3 separate regions of the Homo sapiens genome follow, and all the other regions are linked to region 1. A link is a contact called in ENCODE Hi-C or POLR2A ChIA-PET data. All regions are on one chromosome and are shown on one strand. Each heading gives the region's core, a stretch centred on a gene start or an enhancer-like site at or near the end of the contact. The rest is flanking DNA. Distances are from core to core; before and after follow the strand shown.

What was found. A loop is a pair of places that touch in the nucleus more often than their neighbours do. ChIA-PET counts read pairs that join two places held with the same protein, here RNA polymerase II (POLR2A). Pooled maps may share reads with other maps.
Region 2: a map with no recorded cell type shows a loop between it and region 1 (9-fold over the local background). The contact joins two enhancer-like sites. A Hi-C loop is called at or near these places in 1 of 168 maps with a recorded cell type or tissue (endothelial cell of umbilical vein), 2 of 37 single-sample maps with no recorded cell type and 3 of 50 pooled maps.
Region 3: a loop to region 1 is called in a pooled map, with 4 times the contacts of the local background. The contact joins two enhancer-like sites. A Hi-C loop is called at or near these places in 1 of 168 maps with a recorded cell type or tissue (CD14-positive monocyte) and 3 of 50 pooled maps. POLR2A ChIA-PET finds 5 or more read pairs at or near these places in 2 of 52 experiments (PC-9 and activated CD4-positive, alpha-beta T cell).

The regions. Positions count from the first base shown.
Region 1 is chr7:20,597,240-20,599,939 of GRCh38, forward strand. No RefSeq gene overlaps it. Among named protein-coding and RNA genes, the nearest start is that of ABCB5, 17 kb to the right of the region's middle. Within about 2 kb of position 1,437, at least 2 of the 41 ENCODE cell types and tissues checked have a DNase peak (open chromatin) inside an H3K27ac peak, as active enhancers do.
Region 2 is chr7:20,237,569-20,240,268 of GRCh38, forward strand. No RefSeq gene overlaps it. Among named protein-coding and RNA genes, the nearest start is that of GIRGL, 21 kb to the left of the region's middle. Within about 2 kb of position 1,288, at least 5 of the 41 ENCODE cell types and tissues checked have a DNase peak (open chromatin) inside an H3K27ac peak, as active enhancers do.
Region 3 is chr7:20,192,161-20,194,860 of GRCh38, forward strand. The region is part of intron 1 of MACC1 (MET transcriptional regulator MACC1); the gene reads right to left. Among named protein-coding and RNA genes, the nearest start is that of MACC1, 24 kb to the right of the region's middle. Within about 2 kb of position 1,336, at least 5 of the 41 ENCODE cell types and tissues checked have a DNase peak (open chromatin) inside an H3K27ac peak, as active enhancers do.

The DNA of each region.
Region 1 (2,700 bases), core at 187-2,686:
CATGCCATTTAATTGTAACAGATTGTAAAATGCTACATCTTACAAGGCCCAAAATGCAAACGGCTCCATACTGCAGGTCATGTCAATGAACTGTAAAGTTGCTACACCCTGGCAACTTGGAGGGACACTAAAATGATTAGAACCATCTCTTCTACAGTCATTAATTCTAAATCCTCAGCTTCTTAGTCACCGCCTCTCCCCTCTGTGGGCTCATCAGAGACCCAACAGAGAAGCAATTGATTCTTCTCTGTCTCCCACAGTGATGAGAATAGACATGATGGAGAGCATATGAGGACATAAGCCCTTTTACCACAGAATTTACATTCTAGAAGGAGTGACAGATGTTACGCAATTACATAAGTATGAAATATAAATGAAAAGGGATAAATGCTGTGATGCAGAAGCTCCTGGTTCTATGAGAGTGTATTGTAAAGAAACTGATGCACACAGAGAGACAAGTAAGGGGAGAAAAGGGGGAGGAAGAGGGGATGGAGACAGAGAACAACTCAGGCGAGAGCCTGAAGCAGGAGGCGCGTGATGAGTTCAGGGAACTGAAAGAAGAAAATGGCATAGCACCAGGATGCTTGGACCTGTGGCCCTAGATGACCTGGGGGGCCCTTGTCCTGAGAACAATGAAGGGCCATTCACAAGGTTTAAGTCTCCAGATATTTTAATTCCTTCCATTCAGGAGCATGTCTTCCTCAACGAGAGATAGCCATGTCAGGGTAGCCCAGTCATTTTTTTGTGTTCACCTTACTGGTCTTCTGCTATAGTTTGTTACCTGGACACTGTAGCGGCTGTCCACTTTCTGTAGTGTATGTGTTCTCCCTAATACGACTCTTCCTTTCTCCTGGATCTATACACCGCTGACACTTCATCTTCCTAAAGTGCAATTTGCATCACATCACTCTCCTCAGAAACTTTCAGAGGCAAATTCAGGATGGAAGGTAAATTCAAGCACTCCTCTGTTTTTTCTGTTCCTATACCATCTGTCACCCTCACCAGCAGCTCTACTCTTCCCAGAATGAATCTTCTACTTCACCCAAATTGAGTATTTTTTCCCACCATCACACAAATGCTCATGGCATGCCTCCTTCTTGAAATGATCTTGCTTTCTTCCTACCCTAGTCTTAATCATCCATTAGAACAGCACCTGAGTCCCACATCTCTAGAAGCTTCCACAGCCAGTGCAGTTTACATTTATTTCTCTCTCTGGATCTGAGAGCTCTTGTTACCTCTGTTCTTCATATTTGTAAGTGGTCATAAATGAATGCACACTCTTGTGATATTCTGTAACTGTTTAGATAGGTTTATCGTGCTTCTATCAAGGACACAAGTTTTTTCTTATCAGAAGCCACATGTTCTATATTACTCATAGCTCTTAGTTGAAGGGTAAACTTCAGGGAAGAGGACAGCAGTCATTCAAGGATCTACACATAAACACTGTAGAATGAGCCATTCTATTTCATGAGCAACAATGACATCTAGTGGCTGACAGGTTGCATAGCTTCTTCTGACTTTAATAATCGGACAAGGCATTCAGAAAGAGAATATTACAGAATAATTAATGAACCCAAGTTATTCCCACCAACTACACTGCTTATGAAGGTATTTCAAATATGGATTTATGTGTTCTGGCTGCCCAAATGCTTCCCCCATCCTCCTGTGGTCCAACGACCCACAAACTACTGGTAAGAGGTCCCTGCCTGTGCTCCTTGCAAACCGCAACTTCCCTTTCCCGTAGGAAGATCACCAGAAATTTTCATGGAGATTATGCGATTTTCAACTTTCTGCTTCCTGTGAAGATAGAGGTTTATGTGGATAAATATTTATTTTGGAAAGAAAGTATGTAATTGAGTAGGAAACTTGAGATGATAAATATGATAACCAGAGTAGAAACGCACTTGAAAGCCAAATGAGAGAAAGTCAGTGTGGCGTAGAGGAAGTCTGTGGGCTTTGGCTTCTGAGGGACTTGGGATCGGATGCCAGGTCTTCCCATAAAGTCACGTGATCGTTATGACAGACTGACGTCTCTGGGGCGCCATCTTCGCATCCCAAACATTGAAGGCGACATATATACAGCCTACCGGGCAGCTTTGGGGAGGATTCGATACAATCCTATATAGTAAGATTTCGGCCTGGAGTAGGTAGCCCATAAATAATAGCTATTCCTATGGTTTTACATTTTACTGGAAATAATTGTCCTCCTCTTTCCAATTTGATATTTTTTAAAACCAAAAACCTGTTTTTTTATCTGAAATTGTCAATAACTCATTCTGATCTTCATTTAAATTACCTCGTTGCTTCTGATTTCAGATGTTTATGCTGGAAAATAATGAGGTTGAGGAAAATATCTCAAATCTCTGAAAATGACCCAGGAATTCTAATCTGCCATAGACCTCAAAATCTGAATAATAATGAAGGGTGTAGAAGAACTGGAGCAGACTATAATTATTGTTATATATAGCAGTTGAAAAAGTAACCCTTTTAACTCAAGGAACCTGGCTTTGTGGAGGGAGAAAACAGGCCTAGGAATAAATATGTAAACAAATTATCGCAAGAAAATATTGTGAAGTCCTGATTTGTGTGGCCTCCCTGTGGGCAGCACGGGAATCCACAATCACCCTTATAAAATGTTTCCTTAGAAAACATCATCTTGGCCTTCTAAGCTTTACCTGAACCTAAGGTAAAGGAAGAGCT
Region 2 (2,700 bases), core at 38-2,537, 360 kb before region 1:
CAAGCTGGAGAAGTATGAATACCACCAGTAGCAAGACACACCTTGAGAGACAGCCCAAGGAATTTTTTGGGAGCAAGACTGGAGTACATTGGACAGAGAATTTCAGAGTCTTGGGTTCCTGAAGAAGGGGATATCATGGGTTCTGGGTGGTAAACCCTCATGGCCTTTCAGATTCCCTGACCAGTGTGAAGAAGTAGAGCTAGAGGAAAACCATAACCCTGGGTCCAGAGCAGAAGCCACTTCTGCCTGGGTCTAAAGGCAGGACTGATTGCAGGAGAAACCCTAGCATTTATATCCTGTCATCCTGAAACCCCACAGTAAGAAAAGTAAGAACTCTTACTCTCCAGAAGTCCCAATCAATTCTGATTACTTCTCATTAGCTCTAAGTGGTCACAAAACAATCTCATTGTGGGCACCAATCACCATGGTCAGAAGGAATGTTATGCAGTATTTGACTTAATGTGGTTATACGCAGTAGCCTGGGGGAAGGGTATGCAGCCCCTGGTCTGAAAAGGGAGGAGGGGTAGATCCCCAGGGAGGTAAGGAGAAAGGATGCTGAGGGGCAATGACTCTTACATGTGCTACTACAGGTAGAAATGAAGCCAGATTGCAGAGCGTTCTGGAGGGAATATCTGAAGCAGCACATGTAAGTCAGGCCATAACAGAAAGGAAAAATATAATTAGAGCAAGGAAACAGGGGCAAGGTATGATGATAGCCTTGCCAGATAGGGGAAACCTGTGCATGTGTGAATGTAGAGGAGAGATTCAAAGTTCAATGTGCGTGTAAGGCTTCTTTGTTAAAATGCAGATTTGGATTCAGCAAGTCTGGTGGCGGGGGCTTGAAATTCCACATGTCTAACAAGCTCCTAGGTGATGCTGCTGGTTCATGACCCTCCCCTTGAGAAGCAAGAATATAGAGAATTAGACAGCAGAGAAAGAATGAGATTGGAGACGTGCCCCCGCAAAAAGAAAAAAAAAGAGATGAAACTAATGATGCTTAGACAGTGCTCCTCTTTGGTCGCATGTGATAAGCCCCTTCCCCAGCAGAGAAGCACAGCCAACATTGAGGAATAACGCAGGGACATTCCAATGTTCTTTTAAGAATCCTAGAAGAATATTCTAAACAAGCTTTCGTCAAGCATGGGCATGGAACAGGAATCCTAAGCCCATTACCTTCTTGTCCTTCCCATGCTGACAGATCCCCTGAAGCGTTCATGTGACAGCTACGCCCACGCCCAGGCTACACGGCATAGAACTTGGATAAGCAGCTGGAAGTTGCTCTGCCATAACAGTCTTAGAGAGAACGTAACTTCCGTGTGTGTGTGTTGGATTAGTTCAACAGTCTAGCAGATAACCACAAAGTTTCAGTCACATTGTTAGTGGTTCCCTCATGACTTATTTTTTAATCAGTTGTATACATAATGAAACTGAGTGAATTAGGGCTTCACACGGTCTTCTTTCTATAAATCAGAAATCTGAAAACCATGTAAATTTGCCAAGTAATGAGGTGTCACCACCTTAGAGTAACAATACTAAAAAAGTACCTCATTAAAATGAGGAAGTAATCATTAGTAAAAATTTATTTCTGCAGTCCTTGACCTGAAACAAAAATTATGTCACATTTTCCATAGATATTGACATCAGCAATGACTTTTCTGAAACATTAAGTGGAGCACTGTCATGAATAACATTTTCAATAAAACTTTTTAATTGAAATTTCAAAATACTTTTAAAAACACATTCAACATCCCCAGTGCCTCAATTTACTGCTGGAAAATAGCATGTTTTTATAAGTATAGGTTGTGTATCCTAAAATTTTTTTCCTTACTATATTATCCTATAGAGTTATTAATTCTCTGGAAATAAAATTTGTCTCATGAGATCTCAAAAACCTGCTAAAATTTGAGTATTTTTTTTTCCTTTACCTCCTCATGGCTCTTCAGTACATTTTATTCTCATTCTACTGTTGTGGAAACAGAAAAGTATAACAGAAATCACAGGATTAGATCTCTGAAAACTTGATTCATTATTGGCTCTGCAAATGAGTTTTTTGTTCTTCTTAATCTATATTGAGTCACTAAACCCACCTCCTTCTATTCCTTCTACTTCTAATGGCAATCCTTCCATTTTCTTTGCCTGGGCTTTCTTGACTAGCTTTTTCTATGATTTTATTTTATTATTTAAAATGTTTTATTTTTAATTTTCGTGGGTACATGATATGTGTATATTTTGGGAGGTACATGAGATGTTTTGATATAGGCATGCAATGTATAACAATATCAGAGTTAAATGGGGTATCCATCCCCTCAGGCATTTATACTTTGTGTTACAAATATCCAATTATACTTTTTAAATTATTTTTAAATGTACAAATAAATTATTATTGACTAGAGTCACCCTGTTGTGCTATCAAATACTAGGCCTTATTCATTCTTTCTATTATTTTTGTAACCATTAACCATCTCCACCTCCCTCTCTCTCCCACTATCCTTCCCAGTCTCTGGTAACCATCCTTCCAGTCTGTTTTTCATTATTTTCTGCTTCTCATCTTTCCTTGTCACATTAGATACCACCTCCTCAGAGATATTTTCTTCATCTCTCTTTGCTAACGAGTTTATTTTCTGTTTCTTTCTTAGAATATCTAGTGCATAAACACAGGTACGTATTCTTTCTTGGTTTTGGTTGAAAGCCAGAGCCAGA
Region 3 (2,700 bases), core at 86-2,585, 410 kb before region 1:
CATGAAACCATGTTAATGCTCTACTTATATCTTTATTATTCTTTCAAATTCCAATATAGGGTATTATTGAGCAGGTAAACAATTAAGGAAAAAGAAGAAAACAATTAGGGAAAAAATATCACCCTGTGGTTAATGATAGCCTCTAATTCTTTGCTATTCTCATTGAAATTGCCCTTGAATCTAGACCAGCCATTGTGATTTGCTTAACTAATAAGATATAGGAAAACCGCTGTTCACAGATTTCAAAATCTAGAACTATTGCCCTAAGATCGTCACGCTGGAGAGACCATACAAAGGAGCTCTGCTTGTCAGTCCCAGCTAAGCCCTGACTTCTAGTCATCCCCTCCCAAGTGCCAGAAATGAATGGGTACCCATCTTGAACTTTCCAACCACTCCATCTGGAGCCTAAGAACTACAGTCTATATTAGGCCAAGTAGAAGAATCACCCAGAGAATCCCTAACTAGATCTCTCAGCCACCAAATTGTGAAATATAATACAACCATTGTTTTGAGCCACTAAGTTTTGGAGTAGTTTGCTATATAGCAATAGATACTGAAACATGGCCTTTTAAACAAAGAAATGCACACTGAAGCAAATTATTCACATTAAATGTAACCAGATTAAGTTGTGCTACACTTGCTGAACATAATTAAATCAGAAAACACGGTACTCATGAAGATTCAGGGATGAAGTACTCATCCCGTACTGATGAAATTGAAAAGTACTACAGGATTTGAGGGAATGTCTTTGACAATGTGAATCTGACACCAAGTGATCTTATGGCTCCTCACTGTGATGAGTCCCTTCAAGGTGGAAAGTTCCCTAGCGATTTATGTTTATAATTTCATATTATTTTTCTTAAGATGCCCCTGTTGCCAAGTGGTATAAACTTTAGGCCCCGCAAAATAGAATCTGTCCCCAGAAGGTATACAATAATATCATAAAACTCTTCTGGCCCTTCTCAGTAATCAGTATTTTCTTCAAGAAAATAAGAGGAAGGGGACAGCTATGTTTATAAAACTCTTTATCAGAGAATCATATATAATAGAAAAATAAACTGAAAATAACCTAAATGTTTGGTAATGGATGAATAATTAAATAAATTATAAGCTATCAACTTAGGGCATGATGTCACCTTTATAAAAAATGGTTACAAAGTTTCTAACAACATGAGAAATTGTTTATAATGTGACTAAGTGCAAAAGCTAATCTTGAAAGTTTATATAAACTGTGATTACAGTATAAAAATGTATATATTACAGATAAAACTTGGAAGGAATTTTGAAGAAGTGAAAACAATTATGTTGAGGTGATGGTCATGAGACACAACTTTGCTCTTAGTGTTTGTTTTTCAATTCTCATTTCTCATCTAAGTTGCATCCTGTTATAGACAATGGTAAGTGATGCAAGCTTTTTCAGAATTCAGCTTCTACGATCTTATAAGAGACACCCTGTCAAAGCTGTAGCTAAACTAAGGGAATGACTGCCATGCCCAAAGCTCAGGAAGGCAGGCCTGGTTGTAGAGGGCCATGTCCCACTTTGTAAAATGTGGAAAAATAAACATGTCATTAGGAAGGTAAACTCAGACTCTTGGGGAAGTTTGGCCTCTTTCTATTCCTTCTTTTTTTTTTTTTTGTCTCATGAATGGCAAAGTAAAACCCTTAGGAGCCAGAAAGCAAACAGCTGACATCACTGTTCTCCAACCCCGGCTCTGCCATCTTTATTCCCCCGCCCCCACACACACCTTTAAGAAGCCATGTTTAAAGAAAACATTTGCTATTTTAATAATTTTGTGGATATGCTAGAAAGGTAGAGCAGAAACAGCAAGATCTGGAATTTAGGTAAGGTTTGTGGCCAGCGGTTCTCTGATCTGCGGTGACTCCTCACTTGCTGGGAGCCTCCATGTCTCCATCTGTAAAATGAGGGGGTTTCCACCACAGAACTACCCACATCCTATCTTGTCACCGTTATCTGACTCAGTTGTCAAATACGATGGAGTCCATTTGAAAAGCAGAGAATTTGGGAAGCCATGCTGCTCTGAGGGGTTTTTGCCGCTTTTTTTATATCCTAATTTTAGATTATAGAATCTTGGATAATAAAATTTTAAGCAATAAAAAGAAAAGAATTAAAAGGAAAGCCAGGTTCTGACACAGAGATCAGTGATGTCAGAAGGCAGGGAGCCCAGCTTGTCTACTCCACTCCAAACATAGAAAACATGACCACAAAGGAGTACTCCCCTGATGTGTTTGTTCTTTCTAGTTTTCATTAGAAAGAAACACACGAAGAGGCATTTTAATCTGCCCCCATGGCAGATGTGTGAAGAGCCTCACTTAAGGAGGCTTCGCTCCTTTCATGGTACCCTTAAAAGCTTACACCTGATTCACTCAGCTGCTGGCTCAGCCTCAACCTCTTGGCCCATCCATTAGAGATCCAGTGAAAAGCTATTAAGCAAATCCATCTCAGGAATTTTACATTCATGCAAAACATCATTTTGCTGTCTTCTTGCAACAATAAGGAAAGGCTGTCTTTCAACTACGTCTTGGTAATGAGAATTTAAAATTGCCTACCATGTAGTTTCCATTAAAAGCCATCTCAATACTAAAAGAGGATATGATAGCCTTTCACAACTCACACTTCTCCTAGTTTTATGCCTAAATCAATTGCAATCAAAAGGCAGTTTTAAAAATAGAGCATGTTAC